Linked DNA regions of Homo sapiens: all the other regions are linked to region 5. A link is a loop called in an ENCODE intact Hi-C map of the cell type or tissue named here. Cell type or tissue: OCI-LY7. All regions are shown on one strand.

The links. Peaks named below come from ENCODE experiments on the same cell type or tissue, not always from the same donor. Only the 100,000 strongest peaks of a DNase experiment are listed, where the experiment ranks them.
Region 1: a loop joins it to region 5, with 5 times the contacts of the local background. A loop is called at or near these places in 10 of 110 quality-filtered maps.
Region 2: a loop joins it to region 5, with 5 times the contacts of the local background. A loop is called at or near these places in 62 of 110 quality-filtered maps.
Region 3: a loop joins it to region 5, with 2.8 times the contacts of the local background. A loop is called at or near these places in 7 of 110 quality-filtered maps.
Region 4: a loop joins it to region 5, with 2.7 times the contacts of the local background. A loop is called at or near these places in 2 of 110 quality-filtered maps.
Region 6: it touches region 5 in a loop (13-fold over the local background); 64 of 110 quality-filtered maps call a loop at or near these places.
Region 7: it touches region 5 in a loop (12-fold over the local background); 29 of 110 quality-filtered maps call a loop at or near these places.

The regions. Positions count from the first base shown.
Region 1 is chr12:110,892,814-110,896,813 of GRCh38, forward strand. CCDC63 (coiled-coil domain containing 63) reads left to right here. Exons shown (of 12, transcript NM_152591.3): 9 at 263-337. Among named protein-coding and RNA genes, the nearest start is that of MYL2, 26 kb to the right of the region's middle. In OCI-LY7, CTCF peaks have their summits at 1,739 (motif pointing right) and 1,957; a DNase peak (open chromatin) is centred at 1,738; H3K4me3 peaks cover 315 bases.
Region 2 is chr12:111,311,886-111,315,885 of GRCh38, forward strand. CUX2 (cut like homeobox 2) reads left to right here. Exons shown (of 22, transcript NM_015267.4): 16 at 215-316. LOC105369983 (a long non-coding RNA gene) reads right to left here. Exons shown (of 4, transcript XR_945341.2): 2 at 3,085-3,207. Among named protein-coding and RNA genes, the nearest start is that of MIR6760, 9.7 kb to the left of the region's middle. In OCI-LY7, CTCF peaks have their summits at 2,071 (motif pointing left) and 2,279; a DNase peak (open chromatin) is centred at 2,066.
Region 3 is chr12:110,935,022-110,939,021 of GRCh38, forward strand. It overlaps VHRT (ventricular heart development associated lncRNA), which reads left to right and starts at 1,581. Exons shown (of 2, transcript NR_036513.1): 1 at 1,581-1,677; 2 at 2,164-2,427. RefSeq lists enhancers at 844-1,537, 1,538-2,231, 2,926-3,618 and a silencer at 2,144-2,438. In OCI-LY7, CTCF peaks have their summits at 2,233 (motif pointing right) and 2,434; a DNase peak (open chromatin) is centred at 2,260.
Region 4 is chr12:111,087,995-111,091,994 of GRCh38, forward strand. The region is part of intron 1 of CUX2 (cut like homeobox 2); the gene reads left to right. Among named protein-coding and RNA genes, the nearest start is that of CUX2, 56 kb to the left of the region's middle. In OCI-LY7, no CTCF peak of the experiment used is centred here; a DNase peak (open chromatin) is centred at 1,817; H3K27ac peaks cover 1,167 bases.
Region 5 is chr12:111,022,482-111,026,481 of GRCh38, forward strand. It overlaps LOC105369981 (a long non-coding RNA gene), which reads right to left and starts at 3,217. Exons shown (of 3, transcript XR_945338.2): 1 at 3,064-3,217. In OCI-LY7, CTCF peaks have their summits at 1,886 (motif pointing right) and 2,103; a DNase peak (open chromatin) is centred at 1,900.
Region 6 is chr12:111,297,113-111,301,112 of GRCh38, forward strand. CUX2 (cut like homeobox 2) reads left to right here. Exons shown (of 22, transcript NM_015267.4): 9 at 1,429-1,477. All of the region lies in intron 2 of LOC105369983 (a long non-coding RNA gene), which reads right to left. Among named protein-coding and RNA genes, the nearest start is that of MIR6760, 5.0 kb to the right of the region's middle. RefSeq lists an enhancer at 1,779-2,772. In OCI-LY7, CTCF peaks have their summits at 1,914 (motif pointing left) and 2,121; a DNase peak (open chromatin) is centred at 1,889.
Region 7 is chr12:111,172,564-111,176,563 of GRCh38, forward strand. The region is part of intron 1 of CUX2 (cut like homeobox 2); the gene reads left to right. Among named protein-coding and RNA genes, the nearest start is that of MIR6760, 130 kb to the right of the region's middle. In OCI-LY7, a CTCF peak has its summit at 2,160 (motif pointing left); a DNase peak (open chromatin) is centred at 2,178.

The DNA of each region.
Region 1 (4,000 bases), 130 kb before region 5:
ATCTCAAAAAAAAAAGATAAAGAAAGAAAGGATGACTCACCCCTCCCACCCCCTTTCATGCTCTCACCCTCCTTTTACTTAAGAAACATCAGAAGAAAAAAAAATAATAACCCCACGGGCCTAAGAGGGGCCCAGGTGTTTGGGGCTCTTTGAAACGGATCATTGAAATCCTCATCGACTCTTTGAGGCGCACACTTATTTTTGGGAGCAGTGGGGAGGGAAGAGCCCACTTTTCCTCATGGTCTTGTTCTCTCCCGAGCAGGACGAGATCATCCTCTTGCGATCCCAGCAGAAATTGTCCCACGATGACAACCACTCTGTCCTGAGACAGCTGGAGGTGAGAACAGGATCGGGAGGGAGGGATGCGGGAGCTTCTGTTGTCTGTCTCTGTGTCTGACGGGAGCTTCTGTCTGTCTGTCCGTCGGGCATCTGTCAGCTGCTTCTCAGGAGCAGTAAGAGGTCTGCCCCATGACTCAGGCTGGCCTGGATCACATCCAGACATGTCCTGACGTTTTGTCCCGGGCAGCCTCTGCTACAATGTCATTGTGGAATTCTGTCCCTTCTTCCATTCTAAAGCCCCCACCCCCCTTTTCAGGGAGTCCAGCCCGGGCTCTTGGGCCTGCAATTTCATCCCTGATGGGCTCCTTCCACATGGATCTCTGCCTCTTTCCCTCTTTCTTCCCCTTGTCCTGCCTGTGCCCTGTTCTCAATCAGTAATAGCAAATACACACACTTCTGGAGTAATTACCATGTACGAGGCGCCGGGCTAAGAGCTTGGCTTGCACTTTCATTGAATCCTGGTGGCAGGTGCTGTTGATCTCGTCGTTTTACAGATGCAGAGGCTAAGGTTCACGGAAGTTAAGTCACTTGACCAACATCAAGGAGCTGGGATATTGTATACGTTTTGAGCTTTATTCAGCTGCTAATAATAGGGACTCCAAATAATAGTGGCTTAAGCAAGATACAAGTTTATTTACTTTAAGAAATAAGTCTGCCACCCTGGTGAAACCCCATCTCTACTAATAATACAAAAATTAGCCAGGTGGTAGTGGCGCACACCTGTAATCCCAGCTACTTGGGAGTCTGAGGCAGGAGAATTGCTTAAGCCTGGGAGGTGGAGGTTGCAGTGAGCCGAGATCGTGTCACTGCACTGGGCAACACAGTGAGACCCTGTCTCAAAAAAAAAAAAAAAAAGGAAATAAGTCTGGAAATAGGCACTTCAGGGCTGGTATGGCACCTTTATGATGTCATCAGTGACCTGGGCTCCGTCTTTCTGTTTTGCCATCCTTAGTGGGTGACTTATATTCCAAGGGCACCTCATGGTTGCATCGTAGCTGCCATAGATCCAGCCGTTGCATATACATTCCAGATAGGAAGAAAGTGGGAGCTGCAACAACAACAACAAAAATCCTCACTAGCAGAGTCAGACAGCTTAAAAGTGCCTTCCCAGAAGTCTCAGCCAATGACTTCTGTATTTAAACTTCATTGGCCACCCCTATTGCAAGAGAGGTTTGGAAATGTAACTTTTAGTTGGTCACATTGCCACCCTAAATACAATCAGAGTTTTGTTACTGAGGTATAAGGAAAGAGTGGATAGCATATGTCTGACAAAGACCTGGCAACTGCCCTCCGGAGTCATTTCCCTTCCCTTCTTTGCGGCTGTTTTCTGCTTTTTTTGTCTGACGCGCACCTGGGAGACAGGGATGGCCGCCAGGGTGTTATTCTCCTCTAGGCCACTGGATGGCAGCAAAGCACATGCTGCCCATTGAGGTGCTCAGAGCGGCATCTCCCGGATATCTGGGTATGGGGAATAACAGGGTTCCAGGCAGGGTCCAGGTCCACGGAGACCCTCCCCAAGCTGGGCAGATGCCTGGGGCCCACGTCCTTCACTCGGGGCCACCCAGAATCCAGACTCTTGTTGAGGTTGAGACTGGCGCCCCTCTACATCTTGGCGTTTGGAACAGGCTGATCAGGCAAAGCCAAACATCTCCCTCGCCTCTGCCTGAAGCCCCACCGCTAGCTTTTTGTTACTTTGGCTTTAGCATGACTTTGAGGGGCTTCTTTTCAAATGCAGATACTCTAAGCAGGATAATTGTTTTTGTTTGTTTCTTTGTTTGTTTAGACGGAGTCTTACTCTGTTGCCCAGGCTGGAGTGCAGTGGCGCGATCTCCGCTCACTGCAACGTCCACCTCCCGGGTTCAAGCGATTCTCCTGCCTCCGCCCCCGAGTAGCTGGGATTACAGGTGCACACCACCATGCCGAGATAACTTTAATTTTTAATTTATTTTTTAATTTTAATTAATTAATTAATTAATTTTGAGACGGAGTCTCGCTCTGTCGCCCAGGCTGGAATGCAGTGGCACGATCTCGGTTCACTGCAACCTCCACCTCCCGGGTTCATGCGATTCTCCTGCCTCAGCCTCCCGAGTAGCTGGGATTACAGGCACGTGCCACCATACCCGGTTAATTTTTTGTATTGTTAGTAGAGACGGGGTTTTACCATGTTGGCAAGGCTAGTCTCCAACTCCTGACCTTAGGTGATCCGCCCGCCTTGGCCTCCCAAAGTGCTGGGATTATAGGCGTGAGTCACTGTGCCTGGCCAGAATCAGTCTTGATAGCAATAGACTCACAGATGTTTCCTACCCCCTGCTAAAGATCACTTCCACCTGCTCTATTCTTGAAACCCTTTATTTCATCATCTCCTTCCCTTTGGGAGAAGTGGTGGGACCACATCCATCATGGGAGGGTTTTGCATAGGAATTAAGCAACCAAGCTCTGGGAGCCTGGCTATGACTTGCAGAAAAGTCACTTCCTAGCTCTGTGACGTTGAGGTAGTGACTCAACCTCTCTGAGCCTCAGTTTCCACATCTGTAAAATGGGGATAATAATCATACCTACTTCTTAGGGCTGTGAAGGTTGAATAAAATCACACATGTATACATTTGGCACACTGTAATGCAGAGAGCTGTACATTGTAGCTATTATTATTGTTGTTGTTATCATGTGAGCCAGAAAAACTGGTAAGTCACCCTCACTTTGTTACTAAATAATTGCCAAAGTGAAGAGTTGAGCTCAAGGTCAAGCCTTTGGATGAGCTTGGTACAGGGAAGCTAAACCTGAATTCACTTTTCTTCTCTGGCCTCAACATTCCTCATCTGAAAACTAGGCCGATTATGAGGCTGAGTTCAGATGATGTGTGTAAAGTACCTGGAATATTTTAGGAGCTAGACATGTATTATAACCACCACATCAAGCTGAACATTGACTTTTAAAAAATGAATCCTGTGATTTTTTTAAAATTGTGATTTTCTTAAATGCACTTTTATTATAATTTATTTATTTTTTGAGACAGAGTCTTGCTCTGTCGCCCAGGCTGGAGTGCAGTGGTGGGATCACAGCTCACTGCAGCCTCAACCTCCCAGGCTCAAGTGACTCTCCCACCTTAGCCTCCTAGTGTGCTGGGATTATAGGCGTGAGCCACCATGCCTGGCCTAATGCATCTTTAGAAAGGGCCGCTCTTGTCATATGGGAAATTTGCAGCCCTGGGAACTAAACATTCTAGTAGCCGGGTGGAGGAAGCCACCTGATGTGCTGGTTGAGAGACTGAGCTCAATTCCTGGCTTCCTTCTCCTGGCTGTATGCCTCAGAGCCTCAGTTTTCTCACCTGTAAAATAGGGGTGTGAATAGGGCCGACCCCTTGAGATCATTATCCGGGATGGTGCGTGCAGAGTTCACCAGTGGGAATGGGGCTGGTTCACCCAGGGTCCAGTTCACCTTTGCAAGCTAAGATCTCTGAGGGAGAGGCAGGAATCAGGGAAGGAAATACCCTAGAACAGTGATCCTCAGTCCAGCTGCACGTCACAATCACCTGGGAGGCTTTAATGAGAACTCCCAGATGCCCAGGCTGCGCCCCAGGCCAATTAAGACTCTGAATCACTGAGGGTGGAGTTGGGCAGCAAATATTTTTAAAGTTCCCAGGTGATACCAGTGTGAAGCCAAG
Region 2 (4,000 bases), 290 kb after region 5:
CTGTGCCTGGCCTCGTTATTATGATTCTTATTTCACACCAGAATCACTCACAGGCCCACAGTTTGTTACATAGACTAAGCAGTGGCCCTGCCATCTCACTGATGGTCTGACCCTCACTCTTCTGGGAGGAGGAGACAGCCCCCCTACCCCACCAGGCTCCGGAGACTGAGCCCAACATGCAGATCCTGCCACAGATGCCTTCTTGCCTCCCCAGGCAGCATCACCCCGAGAATCCGCACGCCTGAGACAGGCTCAGACGACGCCATCAAGAGCATTCTAGAGCAGGCCAAGAAGGAGATCGAGTCGCAGAAGGGCGGTGAGTGTGACCCCTGCAGGCAAAGCCTGAGGCCCCCGGGGCCAGCTGCGAACAGGAGATGAGGCTTCGTCTACCTTTGTCCACCCCAGAGGGAATCCAAGGTGGATCAGAACCACCAGAGGCCAGAGGGACCTGTCTAGAGCGCATGGGTAGCTGTGGCACTGCTCAGAACCCTGCCATGGTTCCACACAGCTCTCAACATAAAATCTCAACCCTTGGCCAGGCGCAGTGGCTCATGCCTGTAATCCCAGCACTTTGGGAAGCCAAGGCAGGCTGATCACCTGAGATCAGGAGTTCGAGACCAGCCTGGCCAACATGGTAAAACCCCATCTCTACTAAAAATACAAAATTACCTGGGCATGGTGATATGTGCCTGTAATCCCAGCTACTTAGAAGGCTGAGGCAGGAGAATTGCTTGAACCCGGGAGGCGGAGGTTGCAGTGAGCCGAGATCACACCACTGCACTCCAGCCTAGGTGACAAAGCAAGACTCTGTCAGAAAAAAAAAAAGAAAAATATCCCAAGACTCGACAAGGCCTACAGGCCCTACAGTCTTCAGGCCCCTCCATGCCTGTCACATGAACTGTTCATAGTCATGCCCAGCTGCCGTGCACTCCACCCTGCGCCTCTGATGCTGTCCTTACCCCAGACACCTTTCACCTGGCCAACTCCTACTCATACCTATGACTCAACTCAGAAGTCACCTCCTGCAAGAAGATGGGTTGGACACTGCACCCGCTTCCCTCCACCCCCACCACAGTGACCTGTTTGCTTGGTGTAGTGGAGCTGGACTGGCCACAAATTCTGGCTCTGCTGTTTATTGGCTATGTGACCTTGGGCAAGTTACTTAGCCTCTTTGTGCCTTCATCGTCTTTGTTTGAGACAGATTCTCACTCTGTCACCCAGGCTGGAGTGCAGTGGCGCAGTCTCAGCTCACTGCAACCTCCACCTCCTTGGTTCAAGCAATTCTCCTGCCTCAGCCTCCTGAGTAGCTGGGATTACACGCACGCGCCACCACACCTGGCTAATTTTTTTTTTTTTTGTATTTTTAGTAGAGATGGGGTTTCACCATGTTGGTCAGGCTGCTCTTGAACTCCTGACCTCGTGATCCACCTGCCTCGGCCTCCCAAAGTGCTGGGATTACAGGCGTGAGCCACCGTGCCCCGCCCATCTTCTCATCTTTAAAATGGGGACTGTGGGAGGCCGAGGCGGGCGGATCACCTGAGGTCAGGAGTTAGAGACAAGCCTGCCCAACATGGCGAAACCCTGTCTCTACTAAACATACAAAAAAATTAGCTGGGCGTGGTGGCGCACGCCTGTAATCCCAGCTACTCAGGAGGCTGAGGCAGGAGAATCTCTTGACCACAGGAGGCAGAGCTTACAGTGAGCCGAGATCACACCACTGCACTCCAGCCTGGGTGACAAAAGCAAAACTCCATCTCAAAAAGAAAAAAAAAAATGGGGACTGTATTAGTTTTCCTTTCTTAGGGTTGTGTGAGGATCAAATGAGGTCAGTGTAATCCTGAAAGATCAGCCATCATTACAGCAAATATTATCATTATTACCTCCCTGTTGCAGTTCTGCGCTGTCACAAACGACTCTGCTGGTGTGGCTGTCCCTCCGTCTGCTGTGGGGGCTTCTTGCAGCCAGGGACCGAGTTCCATCCTCACACCCAGCACAGCGTAGACTGACTGAGACCCTGGACTCCGGTTTCAAAGCCCTCTTCCATTTTTGCAGTGTCTGCTGCCCCCTGGTGGCTGCTCCGAGCAGGTGTCCTGAATCCCTCCAGTTGCCGCCAGGAGCCGAGATGTTTCCCAATCAATGGCCCTCCCTCCTGCCTGGTCCCCGGGAGGGGTGAGGGGATAAGGGATTACCCGGCTACCCTGCCCCACCTGTAAAATCCCCTGAGCCTAATTTCCCTCTTGGTCAGTTCCAGTAGCAAGAGAGATGCAAGACAGAGAAGGATGTAATTATGCAGTAAACATTTATTAAGCACCTACTGTGGTCTAGACACAGATTTCAGATATGGGTGAGACATGATATGGAGATGAAAAGAACCATGAGAAATAACTAGCCAGGGCTGGGTGTGGCAGCTAACTCCTGACCTCGTGATCCACCTGCCTCGGCTCCCAAAGTGCTGGGATTACAGGCGTGAGCCACCGTGCCCAGACCATCTTCTCATCTGGGCCTCTGGGAGGCCGAGGCCAAGGCGGGCAGATCACCTGAGGTCAGGAGTTTGAGACTAGCCTGGACAACATGGTGAAACCCCGTCTCTGCTAAAAATACAAAAATTGGCTGGGCATGGTGGTAGGTGCCTGTAATCCCAGCTATTTGGAGGCTGAGGCAGGAGAATTGCTTGAACCTGGGAGGCAAAGGTTGCAGTAAGCGGAGATCACACCACTACACTCCAGCCTGCGCAACAAGAGCAAAACTCAGTCTAAAAAAAAAAAAAAAAAAAAAAAAAAAAACCCCATCTCCTCTAAAAATACAAAAATTAGCTAGGTGTGGTGGCACACACCTGTGGTCCCAGCTACTCAAGAGGCTGAGGCAGGAGGATCACCTGAGCCCAGGAGGCAGAGGTTGTAGTGAGCCGAGATCTCATCACTACACTCCAGCCTGGGTGAGAGTGAGATGCTGTCTCAAAAAAAAATAATAGAAAAAGAAATAACTAGCCAAAGTCTCCCACTAAACCGACAGGACAACTGAGGCTAGGGAGGGAAGACATGAGTTCAGTTACACAGAGACAGAGGGAAACCCCAGGTCTCTCACCTCTTTATACAGCACTTTCTCCTGGGGGTCGGAAGCAGGCACCAGGGCAATGTCAAAGACAGCATCGCAGCAGAGGAAAACGTTTGCTCTCCATGGGCCAGCCAGTAGTCTTATATTCAGGGTCTAGGAGTTCAGCAAGAGGAAAAATACAAAGGTTATTGCCCCATACCCCTGGCAAAAAAAATGAATGCTAAGCAGTGGGCACATGAGCCGCTGCCAGGGAGGAAATGAATGTGACTAACTGCTCAATCACGAGTTCTACTTCTGGGATTGGAAGGAAATGTCCAGAATGGGGACAGGGGTTTATATATAAGCTGTTCCATCATTGTTCATAAGAGTGACAAACTGGAAACAAAACAACCTAAGTGTCCAGCAGTGGGGGATCTGGTAAGTAAAGCAGATAATATCCCTTTAGCAGCATGTGCAGCCCTTAAAGGTAGAACTTTTAATGATAAGAAAAAATGGGGCCGGGCACAGTGGCTCACGCCTGTATAATCCCAACACTTTGGAAGGCCAAGACAGATGGATCACTTGAGGTCAGGAGTTGGAGACCAGCCTGGACCACATGGCAAAACCCCATCTCTACTAAAAATACAAAAATTAGCCAGGCATGGTAGTAGGAACCTGTAATCCCAGCTACTCAGGAGGCTGAGGCAGGAGAACCACTTGAACCTGGAAAGCAGAGGTTGCAGTGAGCCGAGATCGCGCCATTGCACTCCAGCCTGGGCAACAGAGCAAGACTCGGTCTCAAAAAAAAAGAAAAAATTTAGCTGGGCATAGTGGCAAATGCATGTAGTCCCAACTACTTGAGAGGCTGAGGCAGGAAGATCGCTTAAACCCAGGAGTTTGAGACTAGCCTGGGCAACATACCAAGACCCTGTCTCCAAAAAAGAAAAAAAGAAAAAAAACACTCATG
Region 3 (4,000 bases), 87 kb before region 5:
GTGGTCCCAAGATGGTGGCAGCAGAGCCAAGTGTCCTGTCCTCACGACACTACGTTCAAAGCAGAAGCTGGGGCGGGGGTGGTGGCAGTGGGGGTGGGGTCAGGTGCAAATGTTTCTTTACTTCTTATGGAGGACAATATCTTCATGGGGAAGCCCCTAGGAGACTTTTCATACATCTCACTGGCCAGAACAAGGTAAGGCGCCCACATCTAGACCAAGTCTGACCTACCTGCTTTGACATCCAAGGTTCTTTGGCCTAATCCTGAACATAACCAGAGTTCTATTAGCAAGAAAAAAGACAGCAAATGGACTTGGGGTAGGCAATGAATAATGTCTGCTCCACCCACACCCCCAGTAACTGAAGTAATATTTCCCCAATATATATGGTACAGCACACAATATCCTGCAACAAAATGGTTCTATAGGCTGGGCGTGGTGGCTCACGCCTGTAATCCCAGCACTTTGGGAGGCAGAAGTGGGCGAATCATTTGAGGTCAGGAGTTCGAAACCAGCCTGCCCAACATGGTGAAACTCTGTCTCTACTAAAAATACAAAAATTAGCTGGGTGTGGTGGCGCATGCCTGTCATCCCAGCTACTTGGGAGGCTGAGGCAGAAGAAGCTCTTGAACCTGAGAGGCGGAGGTTGCAGTGAACTGAGATGATGCCATTGCACTCCAGCCTGCGCGACAGAGTGAGTCTCTGTCTAAAAAAAAAAAAAAAATTTTCTGTAGCCAACAAGAGAGTCTAGTTCAACAGGTTCCCCAGTTGCAGATCTTCTCAGAGCCTTTAAACAATGATGACTACTTATTGACTATTTGCCAGCTGCTGTGTCCATAGCTACATCTCTATTATCTCATTAAATCCTTATAATAACTCTAAGGGACAGAGGAAATAGAAACTAAGGAAGGGGGCAGAGCCAGGAATTGAACCCAGGACTCTGATTCTAGACTCCTATGCTGTCCTTTTACTACAGAGCAAACATCTACTAAAAGGGACAAGTTATTCTTCTCTGGGGGATACTGAATTAAGACTGAAAGCCTGGAAACTTCCAGCTTCTCTCTTGCTATTCCTTTCTCCCCGTAGATTGCCCCTGGCTCCTGGGAGAGGAATTCAGATTAAATCTCATGTCTTCGGTGTGGATTCCCAAAATTGAAGTCTGCTCTTTTTAAAATTTTTTTGGTAACACCTTGTTTTTCTCTTTCAGGGCACTTACCTTAGTTTTTAGTCAGGTATTTTCATTTATTTGTGCGTTAGGGACTTGTCTCTTTTACTGTAATATCGGCTCCATAAAGGCTGAGGTTTTTGTCTGTCTGTTTTGCTGCTGTAGCCCCAGCACCAAGAACCGTGGCTGGCACACAGTAAATTCACAGTAAAAATGTCGAGTCAATGAACAATCTTGACTTGGCTAATTGATAGGGTTTGGCTGTGTCCCCACCCAAATTTCATCTCCAATTGTATTCCCCACTTGTCGGGGGAAGGGCCTGGTGGGAGGTGATTGTATCATGGGGGCGGAGCTCCCCCTCCCCCTTGCTATTCTCGTGATAGAGCTCTCCTCACTTCTCTCTCTGTCTCTCCTGCCACCATGTGAAGAAGGTGCTTGTTTCCCCTTTGCCTTCCGCCATGAGTGTAAGTTTCCTGAGGTCTCCCAGTCATACTGCTGGTTAAGCCTGCAGAACGGTGAGTCCATAAAACCTCTTTTCTTCATAAATTACCCAGTCTCAGGTAGTTCTTTATAGCAGTGTGAGAATGGACTAATACACTAATACATTTCCTCTTTCTGAAACTGCATGTGCACATTTGTTAAAAAGGCTGGGTAAAAACTTGTTTTGAAATTCTGGTTTTGTGGGGTGGGTTTGATAAAAGGATACATGCTCACCACAAAACCTGCGAGGAAACCTAGGGAAACCAGAAATTCCAAAAAGAGATCCCTGGGAGTTGGCCTTGAATTGCACCTGGCTTCCATCACGGTCAGCCTTGGCCTCAACAGGAGAAACCCATTCATTGCGAGACGCGGACTCTGCTTGAATCCGGGTCCTGCAGCTGAGAGAATGGGCTGCATTTTTTTTCTCGGCTCCTCTTCCTTTCTGAAAAGGCCTCCCGCAGATCCATCTGGCTGCCTCACCCCCGATGACCTTTCCATCCTGTTCCTTTCCAAATTCCCAGGTGTACTTGTTTGAAATGTATCTGGCCCAATCGCTGAGCGTCCGCGCTGCATTTCTCCAAACTGCCCAGCAGGGGGCGGTGCTACCTCGGCTCCGCGCAGCCACGGCTTCCCGCTGGCGAACCAAGGGCGCGGAATCTGGAGAGGGCGAGGAACATCTTTCCTCCCACCTGTCCCCCGCCAAGCCTGCCAGACCCGTCTCATCCGTGCTGCTGCTTCTGAAAATCAGAAGAGTGAGGATGAAATAAAGTCTTCATAAAGGAAAACCATTTGCTTGTTTAGATTTCATTCATTCACTACTCAAATATTTACTGAGCTCCTACTGTGTGCCAAGCCTTGTTCTAAGCCCTGGGAGTCAACAGGGAACAAAACAGACACAAATTCCAATTCCTGCCTTCCTGGAGCAGTCCTTCCTGCTGGGGGCCGGTGGGCAGGAGGTCTTAGATGACAAACGTAATAAATAAGCAAACGACCTAGGAGGTTAGAAGTTGATACCTTCTATGGAGTAAAATAGGAAAATAGAACAAGGTAAGAGGGAAGAGAGACAGAGACAAAAAGGAAGAAAGAGAGAGATAAACACGATTTTTTTTTTTTTTTTTTTTTTTTTGAGACGGAGTTTCAGTCTGTCACCAGGCTGGAGTGCAGTGGTGCGATCTCGGCTCACTGCAACCTCTGCCTCCCAGGTTCAAGTGATTCTCCTGCCTCAGCCTCCCGAGTAGCTGGGTCTATAGGTGCGCGCCGCCACGCCCAGCTAATTTTTGTATTTTTAGTAGAGACGGGGTTTCACCATGTTGACCAGGACGGTCTCGTCTCTTGACCTTGTGATCCGCCCGCCTTGGCCTCCCAAAGTGCTGGGATTAGAGGCGTGAGCCACGGTACTCGGCTAATTTTTTTTTTTTTTTAATATACTTTATTGAGACAGAGTCTCTCTCTGTCACCCAGGCTGGAGTGCAGTGGCACCATCATAGCTCACTGCCGCCTGGAACTCCTGGGCTCAAGCGATCCTCTCACCTTAGCCTTCGAGTAGCTGGGACCACAGATGTGTGCCACCATGCCCAGGTATTTAAAAAAAACTTTTTTAAAATAATGTCTCATTTTGTTGCCCAGGCTGGTCTTGAACTCCCAGCCTCAAGCCATCCTCCCGCCTTGGCCTTTCAAAGTGCTGGATTACAAGCGTGAGCCACCGTGCACAGCCAAGACACAATTTTAAATCGAGCGGTCAGGAAGCCTCCTGGAGAAAATGACGTTTGAACAAAGACATGAAGAAAGTGGAGAATATTTGGAGAAAAGCATTTCAGGCAGAGGAAAGTGCCAGGGCAGAGGCCCCGAGGTGAGACTGTGCTAGCATGTTATTTAGTTTTTAGTTTTAAAAAGTGCAAAATAATATCCATTTACTGTGGGAAAATTAGACATTAAAAAAATCACTTCCTGTCCCTCTACCCAGAAATAACTGGTAACATGGTGGTGTATATTTTTGTGTTCTATTTTTAAGCATACACACATACATACGTGTGTGTGTATATTATATGTATTTTTTTTACAAAAATTGGGGTCATACCATCATACGGTTTCATAACCACTTATTTGCCTAATAATATAACAAGGCAATCATTCCATGTCAATAAATATTGATCCACATCATTACTGAAACGGTTGTAGAATGTTCCATCTCACAGATGTTCGGGATTTATTCAACCATTCCCCCACTAATGGGCATTTAGGTGATCTTCCCAATTATAAATAGCGATGCAGCCACCATTCTTGTAAAATTTCTACACTGTCTGAGTATCCAATTATTTCCTTCGGATGTGCTTCTAGAGTGGGAATGTTGGAGCAAAG
Region 4 (4,000 bases), 66 kb after region 5:
ATGATGTGGATACAGCTTGAAGGAATCGTGCTGAGGGAAAAAAGACTATTTCAAAAGGGATTACTTACTGAAGGATTCCACTTACTTAGCATTCCCGAAAAGACAAGGTTGGGGAACAGGGAATGGAGTGGGAATGGGGTCAGGGAGGAAAATATGTGTGCTTATCAAAGGGCAGCACGAAGGCCTGGGGGTGATGAAATGCTCTGTACCTTGACTGTGTCAATGTCAGTATCCTGGTCCTGCTGTCAGTGTTGTAAAATGTGACCCTTGGGGGAAATTGGGTGAAGGGGGCAAGAGATCTCCCTGTGTTCTTTTCCAAACTTCTGACCTCAAGAAATCCTCCCTTCTCAGCCTCCCGAAGCACTAGGATTGCAGGCATGGGAGCTACCACGCCCAGCCTCTCTGTATTCTTTCTGCATGTGAATCAGCAATTATCTCAAAATAAAAAGTTCAATTAAAAAAAAAAGTAAAGGACTGAAACCACTGCATTAATTATTCAAAATGCAGCGGGCTGAATCCCTACGATGTGACGCATTAACTGGAGTCTTCATAGCAGCGGACTGAATCCCTACGATGTGACGCTTTAACTCTAGTCTTCATAGGAGCCCTGTGGAGTAGATGGAGATGATGTCACCATTTTTCAGAGAAGGAAAAGGCTCAGAGAGCTTAAGGGACTTGTCTGAAGACAGACAGCTGGCAAATGGTAGAGACAGGACGCAGACCTGGGAGTGTCAGGCCCTGAGCCCTTAGTTCTTTCCTCTAGACGTGCAACTCTGAGCGCCTCAGGTTTGGACAATGAGCTGAGCTATGAAGCTCACCTGTCGTGCATGGACATGAGATGTCCGACCGGGCAGCTGGGTGCCATGGTACCCCCGTCTGACGAGGCTGACAGCTCTGCAGTGGGGAGAGGCGGTGGAGAGTCATCTTGGGTTTCCCACCTGCCTGCTCCTGAGTGAGCTGCTGACCCCTCAGGAGTTACGACCCCCTCCCCACTCCACTAGGTTTGCCTTATCCAGGGGCGGTGGTGTGCAGTGTTGGGTGGTATTATGACATTTTACAGGTGAGGAGACTGAGGCACGGGGCGAAGGGACCTGCAGGATATTCCAAGTGGAGATGCAGTTCTCCCTAGCTCCAGCATCCTGTGGTAATGATCACGGTCAGTTTGCTTTGTCCTGTGCAGTTCCTGTTCTCAGAGCATCTTCTGCCCTGTGACAGTGATCAAGGGCACAGGCCCTGGAGGCCAAGTCCAGCAGCGCTGGGATTGAGTCTTGGCTCTGTAGATCACCAAACTGTGGCCTTAAGCAACTGATTTCTCTTCAAGCCTCAGTTTCCCCATCTGAGAAATGGGGGGAGTAATGGGGATTAAATAGAAAATATGTTTGATAACACACTGTAGGGGACAAAAAATGCTAGCAGCATCTGAAGCCTGTAATTTGGAACCCTGGTCTGTCTGCTCTGAGGCCCAGGGCTCTGAGCTGAGAGGAGCAAAGCCTCCACCTGAATTATCCACCCTGATGTTACCCCTCCAGGCCCTACAGTGCTCTCCTGGACCCAAGTTCTGCTAGGCTGTTGGTTTTCTGAGCAGGGCAGTATGTGTTGCAACAGCGGCCATCCAGAGGGCCTGGAAAGCCCTCTGCAGGAGGCAGCATCGAAGCTGAGAGCTGAAAGATGGCTGGGCATTCCTAGGTTAATGGGAGGAAGTAGAGGGAAAGGCATTCCAGAGAGAGGGAACAGCAAGTACAAAGGCTCAGAGGTCAGAGAGTGCAGGTGCTTTTGGGGAACTGTAACCAGAGCATTCATGCTTGAGCATTAAGCAGGCAAAAAGCAGAACCTAGTCACTGTGGCCCTAGGTCTCCTCTTCAGTTAAAACATCACAAAGCAGGCTGGTGGCCTTTCAGGGGGCTCATGGGCAGATAAGGAGTTTGGACTACATTTTGAGGGTGATGGGAGCCATGGAGGTTTTGGGGCAGAGGAGTGATGCAGGTGGGCTTAATGTGAGGAAGGTGCCTCTGGCCATCATGTGCAGTGGAGGGGAGCAGAGGTGAGCTCCAAGTGGAGGCAGGGAGGCCAGGGAGGAGGCAGCTGCAGCATCTTGATGAGTGATCTGATCCCCGGTCCTGGAGCAGAGTTGTGGGAATGGGCTTGGATAGGAGTGACCAGCTAGGGACATTTGTCAGTGCTGAATTGACAGAGCTCTCCGTGGGGCCAGATGAGGGAGCATCTCAGGTGAGCGAGGTTTCTGTCTTGGGTTCTGGGCTGGCCCGAAAGGGGCAATCCCTTTACCTCTTTTTTGTTTTGAAATGGAGTCTCTCGCTCTGGAGTGCAGTGGCATGATCTCGGTTCACTGCAACCTCCGCCTCCTGGGTTCAAGCGATTCTCCTGCCTCAGCCTCCTGAGTAGCTGGGATTACAGGCAGGCGCCACCACACCTGGCTAATTTTTTGTATTTTTAGTAGAGATGGGGTTTCACCATGTTGGCCAGGCTGATCTCAACCTCCTGGCCTCAAGTGATCCACCTGCCTCAGCCTCCCAAAATGTTGAGATTACAGGTGTGAGCCACTGCGCCCGGCCTGCGATCCCTTTACTACACTATTCTTTGGTCTCTGTAAAACAGAGGTGATTTCCACCTCCCCATCTCTCGGCATCCTTTTTCTGGGTGAGGGTCAAATGATATCCTCCCTGAGCCCACACCTTGCAGTGAACTGCAAAAAATCCCAAACCTCACCAAGAGGCCCCTCATGTTAGAGATACAAGCTCCATCATTTTGTCCGGTGGTTTTTCAAATGTGCCACCAACCCATCAGCTGAACAGAGATGCTACTTCTCACTCTCTCTGTTTTTTTTTTAATTGTAAAAACCAGTTTGAGGTCTCCTTCTCATCTCAGGAGAGGCACTGAGAAACAATGCCATCACCAAACAGCAGGTTCTAAGCAAGCACAAGCCAGCATTGATGGAGCACCTACTGTGTGCCGAGGCTCCCTGTGTGCTTCTCCTTGATCTTCTGGGTTAAGGCCACGGGGGAGTGAAATCTGACAGAGTGAGTCTGTGCCCGGCTGCGCCGTGTCCTCACTACATGGGACCTTGAGCCAGGAATTCAGTCACTCTCAGCCTCAGTTTGCACATCCGTGTGCACATCCATGTAAGGGGTCACTCACTGGACTCACCCAAAAGGTGGCTGAAGGAGTCAGTGTTCCCACTCCAGCCAGGGCCAGGTGAGCGGGCACCATGGACTGGATAAAAGACAGTCTTGGACTTGGCCCCAGGAGGTTGGCCTCATTGTTCCTGTTTGCGGAGGGAAGTCAGATCCGCAGCCCCAAAGCTGCCAGGGTGTATTTCCCGACTCAGCCGTGCCCTTTTCACAAAGGCCCGGAGGAGACACAGCTGGGGTTGCTGCTGGCGGAGGTCAAGTGCAACCGGGCAGCGTTCACTCCTCCCTGTACAGACCCCTAAGAACAGAGATCAGGCCATCGAGGGGTGCAGGATTGGGCCACCTCATCCCAGTTGCCCAACTGATGGGGCCCACTTCAGTTTTTCACCCCACCCAGCCTGGAACCTTCCCAAAGCCCAGATAATTGTCACCTGGGGTTCTGTGCACTTTTTATAGAAGAACGCTGTGTTCCTTTCTGAGGACACTTGTAACAAATTACCACCAACTAAAGGGGACTTAAAATAGTAGAAGTTTGTCCTCTCGTGGTTCTGGAGGCCAGAAGTCCAAGATCAAGGTGTCTGCAGGGCTGTGCTCCCTCTCCAGACTCCAGGGGAGGGTCCTTCCTCACCTCCCCCAGCTTCTGGTGGCTGCCGGCCCTGCCTGGTATTCCCTGGCTTGTGGCCGCATCACTAGGATCTTGCCTCCATCACCACATGACTGTCTTATCTTTGCACCTGTCTCTTCTTATAAGGACAAGGGTCGCTAGATTTAGGGCCCACCCTAATCCGATATGCTCTCATCTTAACATAACTGATTAAATCCACCCGCCTTGGCCTCCCAAAGTGCTGGGACTG
Region 5 (4,000 bases):
GCCCCACCAGCCAGGTTTCCCCCAACCTTCACACTACTTAGCAACATCTAGCAGATGCAAGTTTTCTGACACGGGCTCCCAGGATTAGCAGATGCTCTTTCATGAGCATCATTTCCATCATGTTTATTACTTCCCTGAGATTATCTTAATTCCATAGTCCCCAGGAGACACATGATGCTTATGTGGCCATGTGGCCCCTGGAGATTGGAAGGAAGTGTAGGCCTGCTGGGGCTTCTTGTGGTGGAGGACTTGCCCTCTAAAACAGACTTCAGCTCCTAGAGAAGCTTCTAGACCTGGGGGAGGCTGGGAGGTCCAAGCAGTTATGACAGCTCGGTGGGAGTAGGAAAAGGGAGAAATCCAGAGGGCTCTGGAGTTAGCCTGTCTGGATTTTAATTCACTGTCTAGCTCCATGACCCTGGACAAGTTACTTCCCCTCTGTGCCTTCAGTGTCCTCATCTGTAAAATGGGGATAATAATAAAAGTGCTGGCTGGGTGTGGTAGCTCCTACGTGTAATCCTAGCACTTTGAGAGGCCCAGGTGGGAGGATCGCTTGAGCCAGGGAGTTTGAGACCAGCCTGGGCAACATAGTGAGACTCCATCTCTTAAAAAAAAAAAAATTAGCTGGATATGGTGGCACACATACCTATAGTCTTGGCTGCTCAGGAGGCTGAGACGGGAGGATCGCTTGAGCCCAGGAGTTCGAGGCTGCAGTGAGCTGTGATTGTACCAGTGCACTCTAGCCTAGGCAACAGAGTGAGACCTGTCTCAAAAATAGTAATAAAAGTGCCTACCTGTGGGGTCGTTATGAAGTTATATGAATTAATTCTTGGTGCTTAGATCAGTGCCTAGCACATAGTGATTAATTATAATTGATTTGAATGATGTAAGTATTATATTGGGCTCCTAAGGGTCAGCTCCACCCAGGCCTCCAAGTATCACTCATTTCCCCCAAACATCGATGCTGATCATGCAGCCTGCATTCAGGGGGCACCTGTGGTTGCCAGGCTCTTCGCATGCATTGTCTTATTGTCACAACACTAGGAGGTCCCCATTAACCAGACTGGGAAACTGAGGTTCATAAAGGTGGAGTGATGGCCAGGTGGAGTGGCTCATGCCTGAATCCAGCACTTTGAAAGGCTCAGCGGGGAGGATGGCTTGAGGCCAGGAGTTGGAGAGAGGTAAAGCAACTTGCCCAAGGTCACAACTACAAAGTGGCAGAGGTAGGATTCAAATCAGAGTTCAAACCTGGTTGCTGTGATTCCAGACCTGCTTCTTGCAGTCCCTAAGCATTCTTGTGTTTGGTTTGGGAGGAAGGAGGAGGGAAACAGACTTCGCTTCCACGATGTTGATGGTTTCTTCCAACCACCCTTTTGGGGGTTTTGACCCACTTTACAGCTGAAGAAACAGGTTCAGGCAGGTGGAGTGACTCACCCAGGGTCACACACCAAGGAAGAGGCACAGCTGGGGTTTGCATCCTCATTTGGGCTTGGGTCTGACTTCAGACTCGTCCTAGGCTCTGTCCTGAGATACATAGCAATTGCTTTGCGTTCTGGTGTTATCTCCTTCCTCTGAATATCTGTTTGAGAACTTTACACCCATTTTACAGCTCGGTGGATGGGGCCTGGGAGAAGCCAGCGAGTGACAGAGCAGCGACTCAAACCCCTGCCTCTGGATCTGATCCTCTTTTTTGTCTTGGGCAAGGAAATTGCTGCTTGGGGAAAGGAAAAGATAGGAGGAGAGAAGGAAGCTTTAAGTGGGTAGGGGTGCCCCCAAGTCTAGCTTTGGGCTCCCTCAGTTATCACCAGTCAGGTTGGGGGCTGCCCAGAGCCCTCATTCAGGTCCCAAGGGCGCCCAGGCTTGGCGTATACACCGAGTGTCCACCAGGTGGGGCTTTTGCCAAAGGCCAGGCTCCGGGAAGCCCCAGGAGAGGCCAGGCTGCCCCACCCAGGGAAGGGAAGGTACAACTGGACATACCCTCCTGCCTGTATCTTGGCAGGATACTCACTCGTGTGCACACGCAAGCTGTGCAAACGTGTGTGTGAGCACACAGCCATGTCTCAGAAAACCTGTTTCTGGCTCGTGTGCAAATGTGCATGAAAAGATGTGCATGGGACATGCAGGTGTGTGTGCATGTGTGTGTTCATTTATGTGCAAACATGAATACATGTGAGCAGTGCAGAATAGGTGAGTGCAGGTGTGAGCAAGTGTAGACAGGAGCATGTGCAGATGTCTATCTGTGCATCTGTGTGTGCACATATGTGCAAATATGTACATATGTGAGTGTGTGCAGAAAAGGGTGTGGGCACATGGGTGGCAGATTAGACCCTGACCTTGGGTGCTGAGGTTCATTTTAGAGTCTCTTTCTTAGGCTCCAAAAATGGAGGCAAGGGGATGGAACCAATGACCTCTTGAGGTCCCCAATGCCTGGTACATTTGCCAGAGACCCTGATGGATGCCAAGGACTTGGAGCAAGAAGAGTCATGGCACAAGGGGCTGGATGTGCTTCCCGGGTCAGGGAGTGTGGCAGCGGGGCTGGTTGTGCTTCGTGGGTCAAGGAGTGTGGCAAGAGGGGCTGGATGTGTTTCCTGGGTCAGGCAGCGTGGCAAGAGGGGCTGGATGTGCTTCCTGGGTTAGGGAGTGACTGAATGGGGGGATTTTGCTCCCCCAGATGCTGAATTCTTTAGTACTCAGAGGTTTCTGCAGTGTGAGGGATGGAGACTCACCCTTCAGAGAAGAGCTTTGAACCTTCCTCCTGGATGCTCAGAGCTCTGGGGAATGTGGCCCGAATCTGTGGCCGCAAGAGGGGATTGGCTCTGACTTCCAGGCCTGACTCAGCCCCTCACCAGCTGTGCAGTAAATGTAAGGTCCCACGAAGGAGTTAGAGGTAGTCGAGAAAGGGAAGGGGTGGCATTAAAAGTCAAGAACTGGAGCCTTGGCATCAAAGAGAACAGGCTTTGACCCCTGCCTTTGTTGCTCACAGGCTGGGTGACCTCGGACAAGTCACTCACCCTCTCTGATCCCCCATTTCCTCAGCTATTAAAGGGAGGAAACAGCCACGCTTACCTCCAAATGCTGTCAGGGAAGGAAATTAGATGACGGGGAGAGCGAGCCCAGCCCCATGAGGCCAAGTGGATCAGTTTTTGGTTTGCGGAAGCCAAGAGCTGAGAATCCAGAAGTTCCAAGGGGATTGAGGGAGTGGAAAGGCAGGGACTGGCTGCCAGGGCAGCAGACATGTTCCTTCTCCCCTCCCACTTGTGCCCCCCCCAACACCTGCCCCCGTTGGCTCCAATTTGTCTGAATGGCATCTTTATCCCTGCTTCTCTCCTGCCCTGAGCACTGGCAGCAGAAGCTTAAACAGGGCAGGAAGGGAGGGTGGGAGGAGGAGAAGAGCAGGCTTTTGTAGCAGGGCTGCCAAAGGGTGCACGTTTTCCTGACCAGCTTCTAAATTGTGCTCAGCCATCGTCCTGCTGAGTGAACTCAGGTGGGCTATTCCACCTCTCTGAGCCTCAGTTTACTTATCTGTAAAATGGACACAGGCATGCTCAATGTGAGATTTGGGGAGAATGCTGGGGATGGCCTCAGTGCATAGTAGGCACCATTATGACAACAATGATGACGATGACAATGATGATGATCGTGGAGAGGGACAGAGAAAATGTAAGCATCCACATATCCCTGGCTTACCAAAGGAATAAAAGAATTCTTTCTTTCTTTTTTTGCTTGGCTCCAGGCCCATGTTTTGCTGATGAGACTAAATGTGAGAACCTCCGATTTGAAGAAGAGGGAGGAGAAATGTGAGCCCAAGGAGGAAGAAGAACAAAGGAAGAGGGAGAAGAGGAGAAGGAGCTGGAGAATTGGAGAGTGAGCGATGAGAGAGAGAAGACGAATGAGCTGTTTGTAGGGAGAGAAATTAAAAATAGAGCCTGGAGAGGCTGCTTTAATGACGGGGACTTAGGGGAGAGAAAGAAGCAAAGAGGATCTGAAGGCGGTAAGCCCTCCA
Region 6 (4,000 bases), 270 kb after region 5:
CAGATATGCCTCCACCCTCTGGCCCTCCCAGACAGGCCTTCTCCCTCTGACCCTCCCAGACACGCCTCCTCTCTCTGACCCTCCCAAACACGCCTCCTCCCTCTGATCATCCCAGACACGCCTCCACCCTCTGGCCCTCCAGTACTTGCCTCCTCCTTCTGATCCTCCAGGACTTACATCCTCCCTCTGTCCCTCCAGACATGTCTCTTCCCTCTGACCTCTCAGACATGCCTCCTCTTTCTGACTCTTCTCCTTCCTCTGAGTCTCGGCTGGAGGCCCCCGTTTCATTAAGCACCTCTGCTCCTCACCCCCAAAGGCACACAGCTGTCATTTGCTGTGCCACTCACACACCACAGCCATAAATAATGTCCTGGGACCTGGGCTGAGTGAGGGGCTGCTTGGTGGGGGCCTCCCCCTTTGCTCTGGGCCCCTGGGACTGTCCCCGCTCCCCAGCTCCACACTCCAATCCTCAGGGGCTGAGAGGCATTCACCTAAATTACTCTGGACTCAAGCGTTTCTTTAGGCTTTAAGAAATCATTCATTCTGCAAACACTTATTGAGCACCTGCTGTTTATCCAGTGCTGTTCTGGGTCCTTGGAGGAAACATGAGAACATGACCCGGTCCTCAGTCAAGGAGAGGAGACAAAAACTGATGTGCAGTGATACATTTGTTCATTCACACATATTGAGCACTTACGGTATGCCCAGCACTGTTCTTGGCACATGGCAAATGCTACAAAGGGAAGAACTGGGGATGGGAAAAGAGAATGACAAGCAGGGGTAGGTCCTTTATCCAGGGTAGTCAGGGAGAACTCCCTGGAGGAGGTGGCTTTCAGAATGAGGAGAAGGCCATGTGAAGAAAGCAGGGAAGGGTGCTCCAGGCAGCAGGAACAGCTTGAGCCAAGGAAGGCCCTAAGCATGCATGAAGCATGTGTGTGGCCTTGGGTCACAAAGTGCTCCCCACGTGCCCCCCGCGTCTCCCACCCCCTGCTAACAGAGGGGATGCCTCTCCCAAGCCCCTCCATGCTGGCAGCCTGCAGGGGGCTGGGCAGCGCAGTAAACAAGTGACCACTGGGGACAGTGCAGGGCGGCCTCCCCGGAGAACACTGTGATCAGGGTTTTAAAGCCGGGGGCTGTTCTCTTGAGGATGGGCATTCCAGGCACTACCAGGACAAAGGCTTGGAGGTGGAGTTCAGAGAGTGGCCCCTGGGGGAGAGGGGAGGCCAGGCTGTCCTGAAGAGGTGCAGTGCTGACGCCCTACTCCCTTTTCCTCGAAGCCTAGGCTCTTTTCTCCCCAGCCCGATTTCTCTCCTGTAGCAAGGCCTTCAGCCCTCCCCTGGGCTCAGGCAGGGGCTGGGGGTGTCAGGAGGGGCGGGGGCCTGGAGCCCGCCGGAAGCCCTTCCTCAGGGCCTCATCTTTGTGTCTCAGGGCAGATGAAGTCGGCCTGATCATGACCAACCTGGAGAAAGCTAATCAGGTGAGGAGGCGCAGTTCCCACCCGTGGGTGCCAGAGGCTCCCTCTGCCTGGGGTGGGGGTCTCGGGCCAGATGAGGAGGAAGGGACTGAGCTTCATCAATATTTATTCAACTGTGGGTCTTGTGCATGCCAAGTGAGGGAGCCAGGAGGAGTCTGGGCCCCAGGCCCTGCCCTCCCCAAGCTCCCAGGGTGGGCCCAGGGTAGGGGGTTGGGGTAGGGAATGCAGACAGACACACTTGGAAATAGAGTGCTCCAAGCAGCAACAGGCAGGAAGGGGCCGCTGACCCAGACTGCGGGAGTCCAGGAAGACGTCCTAGAGGAAGGGATGTGGAGCTAAGACCCAAAGAATAAATGACAGCATATCTAGGCATGGATTCTAAGTGGGGCTCCCGCCTCCTGCCTTCCTCCGGCTCAGAGGTGCTGCCATCTGGTGGGCAGAGTCAGGCAGGACTTTAAAAGAAGGGCAGCCACAGCCAGGGGGCTCCAGCCCGGAGTCTTGAGTGCCCACCATGTCTGTCCCCCAGCTCCCTGCAATGCCACCAGCCAGAGACATGGCCAGGAGAGGCCAGCAGGGCCTTGAGCCCTCTGTCCCTTGGCTCATCTTCCTGCCTGTGGGGTGGGAGAAGATGCCCACCCGCCCTGAGGTCTGCGGGCCCGCACTGTGGCAGGGAGAGAGGTCATTTTCCCCAGGGGCAGTTAAAAGGGGCCTCTTGGAAGACATTTTGAAGCTGGGTTTCAGAGTCCTGATGCTGTCCCCTGAGGGAGGGCAGCCAGGTAGAAGGCTCAGCAGGAGCAGAGGCCCGAGGTGTGGCTCTTTGGGCGCAGGGTGGGGGCACTCCCTCCTACAGAGGAGACTTGGATAAAAGGGCTGATTCTATGTCCCTGGGAAGCCACCAGAAGGTGCAGGCCTGGGCTGGAAGTGCTGAGACTCTATGAGCCCCTACCCCTATAGAAGCAGTGTCCCCTAGGAGGGTCGGGAAGGCCAAAGTCAGGGCTAGGTTACCGTGGTGGTGGTAACCGCAGTGGCTTCCCTGAGCTTAGGTCCAGCATATTTTTCTGAAATGATCATTAAGTAAGCCCCATTTTGTATAGGCTACATAGCCTTTTTAGAATGATTTTTTGAATAGGTAATGCATTCATGTAGTTCAGAACTCAAGAAGCTACACAAGGGCCTGTCTAGGAAAGTCCAGCTCTCCTCCGAGTTCTCCTCCCCTGCAGCAGCCTCTCTCACCAGCCCCTGGGTTCTCCTTCCAGAGATGGTCAATCCATTCACAAGCCCACGAATATATCTTTTTGTGGGGGGCAAGGGGGACAGGGTCATACTCTGTCGCCCAGGCTGGAGTGCAGTGGCACAATCATGGCTCACTGTAGCCTTGACTTCCCCGGCTCAGGTGATCCTCCCACCTCAGCCTCCCAGGTAGCCAGTTAGCTGGGAACAGAGGCGTGTGCCACCACGCCGTGCTAATTTTTTGTATTTTTTTGTAGAGATGAGGTTTCACCATGTTGCCCAGAATATATCTATTTTAACCAGCGGCCTCTTTTTGTTGAGACAGGCAGGGTCTCACTTTGTCATCCAGTCTGGAGTGCATTGCAGCGATCACAGCTCACTGCAGCCTCAACCTCTGGGGCTCAAGCAATCCTCCTGCCTCAGTCCCCCAAGTAGCTGGGACTACAGGCACGCACCACCACATCCGGCTAATTTTCATATGTTTTGTAGAGATGCGGTTTTGCCATGTTGCCCAGGCTGATCTCAAACTCTTGAGCTCAAGCAGTCCACCCTCCTGGGCCTCCCAAAGCACTGGGATTAGAGGTGTGAGCCTCTGTGCCCAGCCACCCCTTTTAAAAACAAAATGATAATATACTATGCATACCATTGTGAACCTTACTTTTCCCCGTCTATATCTTTGAGCTCCTTCCGTATCAGTATAGAAAGCAGTTCCTCCTCTGTTTTACGGCTGTGTGGTGTTCCTCAGCAGGGTGCACCATCGTCTAACCCAGGGGAGGGCAAACTTTCTATAAAGAGTCAGAGAGTAAATATTTTCAGCTGTGCAATCCATACAGTCTCTGACACAGATTTTCAACTTTGCCATTATAGCATGAAAGCATAGACAATATGTAAGTGAATGAGCATGGCTGTATTCCAATAAAACTTTATAAGAACAGGCAAGACTGCACACAATAGCTCATGCCTCTAATCCCAACACTCTGGGAGGCCGAGGTGGGATGATCACTTGAGCCCAGGAGTTTGAGACCAGCCTGGGAAACATAGGGAGACCTCATCTCTACAAAATATTTAAAAACTATCCAGGCATGGTGGTGTACGCCTGTAGTCCCAGCTGCTCAGGAGGCTGAGGTGGGACGATCACCTGAGTCCAGGAAGATGGAGGCTGCAGTGAGCTATGATCACACTACTGCATTCCAGCCTGGACAACAGAGTGAGACCCTATCTCAAAAAAAAAAAAAAAAAAATCCAGCTTATAGTACTTGGAATAGGAAGCACGTCTAATAATGTTTTCCTGAGTCC
Region 7 (4,000 bases), 150 kb after region 5:
AGGGTGGTTCAGTGTCCCCATCCCAGCCAGCGCTTTCCACTCTGTGCAGTTCCTGCAGCTGGGTGGAGGCTCCGAACCTCGAGCTGTCTGGGGTTCTTGTGTTTTTCTCCTCTCTGTCCCTTCCATGGACATCTGTAGTTTAAAAGGAGTCTGTGTCTTGTCAACCAAATCAATGCAAATAACCAGTGAACGTTTCTCGACTTTTCAGTAATAATTGATCTTCCCAGAACTGATATCGTTTGGAAAACGTAAGTAAGGAGATCAGCAGTGAGCCAGATGTCCACACTAAGAGAATATAACTGCTCTGAGTTATAGGAAAAGAAATGATTTCCCTTCCAGCTTTAGCTCCAAGAGCTGAGCAAACTGCCGTGCAGCATCGAGAAGCTTCCAATAAACTCGGGGCTTAGTTCGAGGCAGCCTCAGCCTCTCAGCCAGAAGACTTGGGTGAGTGCGGGACTGGAATCTTCCAAGCTGATGGGCAGACTTCTTGCCTGCAAATTTTTGGTCTCTAGGTTTTTATCTGGAAGCTGTCTGCACAGCCAGTTGCTGTCAGGGAGAGAGAGGTTTGTTGTTCTTCTTGAGGGATGTTCAGGCTTAGACCCTGAGCTGGGCATCTACTGCGTGGGAGTCTCCCCTTGGCTGGTTCTTTGGTTGATGTTCTTGTTGTTCTAATTTGATGGTCATTCCCATACATTGCTGTGATTGGCTCCTGACTTGACCAGGGTGATACTCAGAAAGTCAAATGGGGACGGGGACAGGGTTGATCTGTGGGCTGGTGGATGGAAAATAGGATGCCAGGGGGCACTTTCTTTATGAACACTGTCATTCTTCCAGAACTCATTCATTTGTTCATTTGAGCATTCATTCATGTGCTCATGCAACATATAGTTCCGGGGCACCTACTCTCTTCTAGGCACGATGAGGTGCTGGGCGCACAGGGGTACCTGCCCTCCTGGAGCTTTTAGTCTAGCTATGAAGAGGCACAGACTTGAAATAGTTCCTGATGACATCACAGTTGCCATAGTGCTTCATAGAGGTGAGGAGGCAGCAGCAGGGGCTCACGACAGCAGGAAACTGGCCTCATGTTGGGGTGTTGGTCTGCTGGAAGTAATGTTTAAGCTGCAACTTGGCTGAGGGGTAGGCCTGAGTTAGGCCATTGATTTTCAGACTTGAGCATGCATTTAAATCACCTGAAATTTCCTTGAAAAAAATCGCCAGGCTCTACCCTCAGAGTTTCTGATTCAGTAGGTCTGGAGCCCGTCCAAGAATTTGCATTTCTAACAAGATCCCAGGTGACACTGATCCTGCTGGGCCAGAGACTTTGGGAACCACTGAACTGGGCAAAGAATTGGGAGGAGAGGGCATTCAGGTAGCGGAAACTGCACGTACAAAGGTCCTGGGGCTGGTTTGGGCTTGGCAGTTTCCAGGAACCAAATGAAGGGCCAGAGGGTGGAGCAAAGCACAAGGACTGTGGGAGGAAATGCTGTAGAGAAGCAGGCAGGGCCCTGACCACACAGGCCTTGCAGACTGGGCTGGAGAGTTCAGATTTGATCTGAAATGGAATGGGGAGTCCGGGGAGGTTTTAAGCAGGGAAGTATCAACATCCAGTTTACATCTTGAAATGCCCTGTCTGGCTGCCAGGGTGGAAGTGAGATGGCAGAGAATTGCATGGAGCCAGGGAGGCCCCTGCAAGCATCCAGGCAGGAATTGGCAGTGACCAGACCAGGCTGATGACAGCAGGCATGGAGAGGCACGGGACGTGTCTGAATGAGTCCACGCTCCTGCTTTCCAGGAAGTTTTCCTGATCAGTTTGGTTCCACCCTTCAATCTGTGAACCCTAATTTCTCACTTGAAGAAGTTGTCCTATGTTGACGTGACATTAGCAGTTCCTTGAGGGTAGGGCTGTGTGTGTCATATGTGAGTCACATGCAGCCCCTAGTTGGATACACAATACCTTATACTAGCTGGCCAAAAGCACGGGACAGTTTACCTGCAATGGTTACCACATCCAGTTTTCCAAATACCCTGCAGGAAAGGTGGAGTTGTGCCCATTTTGCAGAGGGGGAAAACTGAGATTCAGAAAGGGCACGGGATACTCCCAAGCTCCCCAAGGTGGGCTGAAGGAAAAGCAAGATTCCCTCTACAGACTGGGGTGCCCTCTGGTGACCAGACAAAGGGAACAGGGACATCACCACCCGTGAACCCTAGACAGCAACCACAATTCTCTTTGGAGGTATCAGCAGCCTTCCCCAGGATGATGATCAGGCCACCGGAAATATTAAGCAGATAGAGAAGAAATTGCAGTTTTGAAGAAGTCAAAAATGGCCAAATAGCAGCAGTTTCCTGTGGTTCAACTGAAATCAAAATATAAAGAGGAAATCTTACAATTCCAGAAAATTCTGCTACAGCATGAGGAAGAGGAGTCACCATGCAGTCTAAATTGTCTCTGGAAGCAGCTCCCCCCCACACACAGAAGAGGGGGCCGTACAGGGATGCAGCATCTTAGAATCAGTCTATAATGCAATCAATTTTGTACATCCCTGGTGAAACAGCAACATTTATTTAACGTCTTTTATAGAGCAGCTGAGTTTTATCACAAATCACATTCCATTTCTATTCATCTGGGACTCCTTGAAGGCTAAAATGCACTTACTTTTCTCCGAGGAAATTTACCAATTCCTCAGTAAAGACCCATTTGCCTCTGTATGTAAAATTGACACATTTATTGAATATTAAACATTTAAGGTTTTTTTTACCAACCCCCTCCCCACCCACACCTTTTTTTTTTTTTTTTTTTTACACTTTTCCACAAAGCTTCATAGTCATTAGGGAACCTTCCTCAAAGTGGTGAGAAACACATATTTATGGGCAGAAACCAGCCGACATTTAAATTTGGGGCTTTCTGATTACTGGGAAATGGTCAAGTGACATCATAAATTTATAGAGCAGCACCCCATGCCTTTGAGTGGCCTCTCTAAGCTGTGTGCTTTTCCCATCTCTTTGTGGCAGGCTTGGTCACGCGGCAATATCGTGTTGGGTTCTCAACAAAAGTTTTTTTGTCTACACTCATAACATTTGCAGAAGGTAGGGACTGCCTCCCTGGCAATAAATTGTGCTAATTAGCATGAGGGCCTATTAATAAAGCAAGTTTTCTTTTATCCATGTTACTGAATGGTCGGAGACATCAGTTAAAGTGTATGTTCAAGACAATGTCTTTTTCACCGCCGGTTGCAATGTTTTTGTTTAAAAAAAAAAAGTAAGCGGGGATCTGGGCAGCTTATTGTACATGTTTTTGTGTCTTTAACATGAGAGACGGCTGAACTGTTGAACTTAGGTCTTGAATGTTGGGTCCAGATCTCCTACCTCTGTCTCTAAATCAAGGCATTAGGTGGCAGGGGCGGGAAGGCAGTGGGTGCTTTTCCCTAGATTGGGGGGAGAACTGATGGGGTTTGAGGAGTCTCTTCTTCTTCTTCTTCTTTTTTTTTTTTTTTTTTTTTTTTTGAGAGACAGAGTTGTTTCACTCTGTTGCCCAGGCTGCAATACAGTGATGCGATCACAGCTCACTGCATCCTCAAACTCCTGGGCTTAAGCAATCCTCCTGCCTCAGCCTCTTGAGTACCTGGGAACACAGGTGTGCACCACACCTAATTTTTTTTTTAATTTTGTAGAAACAGGGTCTCACTATATTGCCCAGGCTGGTCTTGAACTCCTGGCCTCGAGCAATCCTCATGCCTTGGCCTCCCAAAAGTGCTGAGATTACAGGTGTGAGCCACCATGCCCAGTGTGAGGAATATCTTCCTAATGAGCTTGGGGATCGGGGAGACTCAGGCTCCAGTCCTGACTTCCCTACCTGCCATCTTTGTAACCTTAAGCAAGTGACTTTTACCTCTTGAAGCCTCAGTTTCCTCTTCTATTACATAAGGATAACCACAGTGCCCATGTCATGGGGCTGTGGGCAGGATTAAATGAACTAATCCATGGAAGATTCTGGAAGGAACCC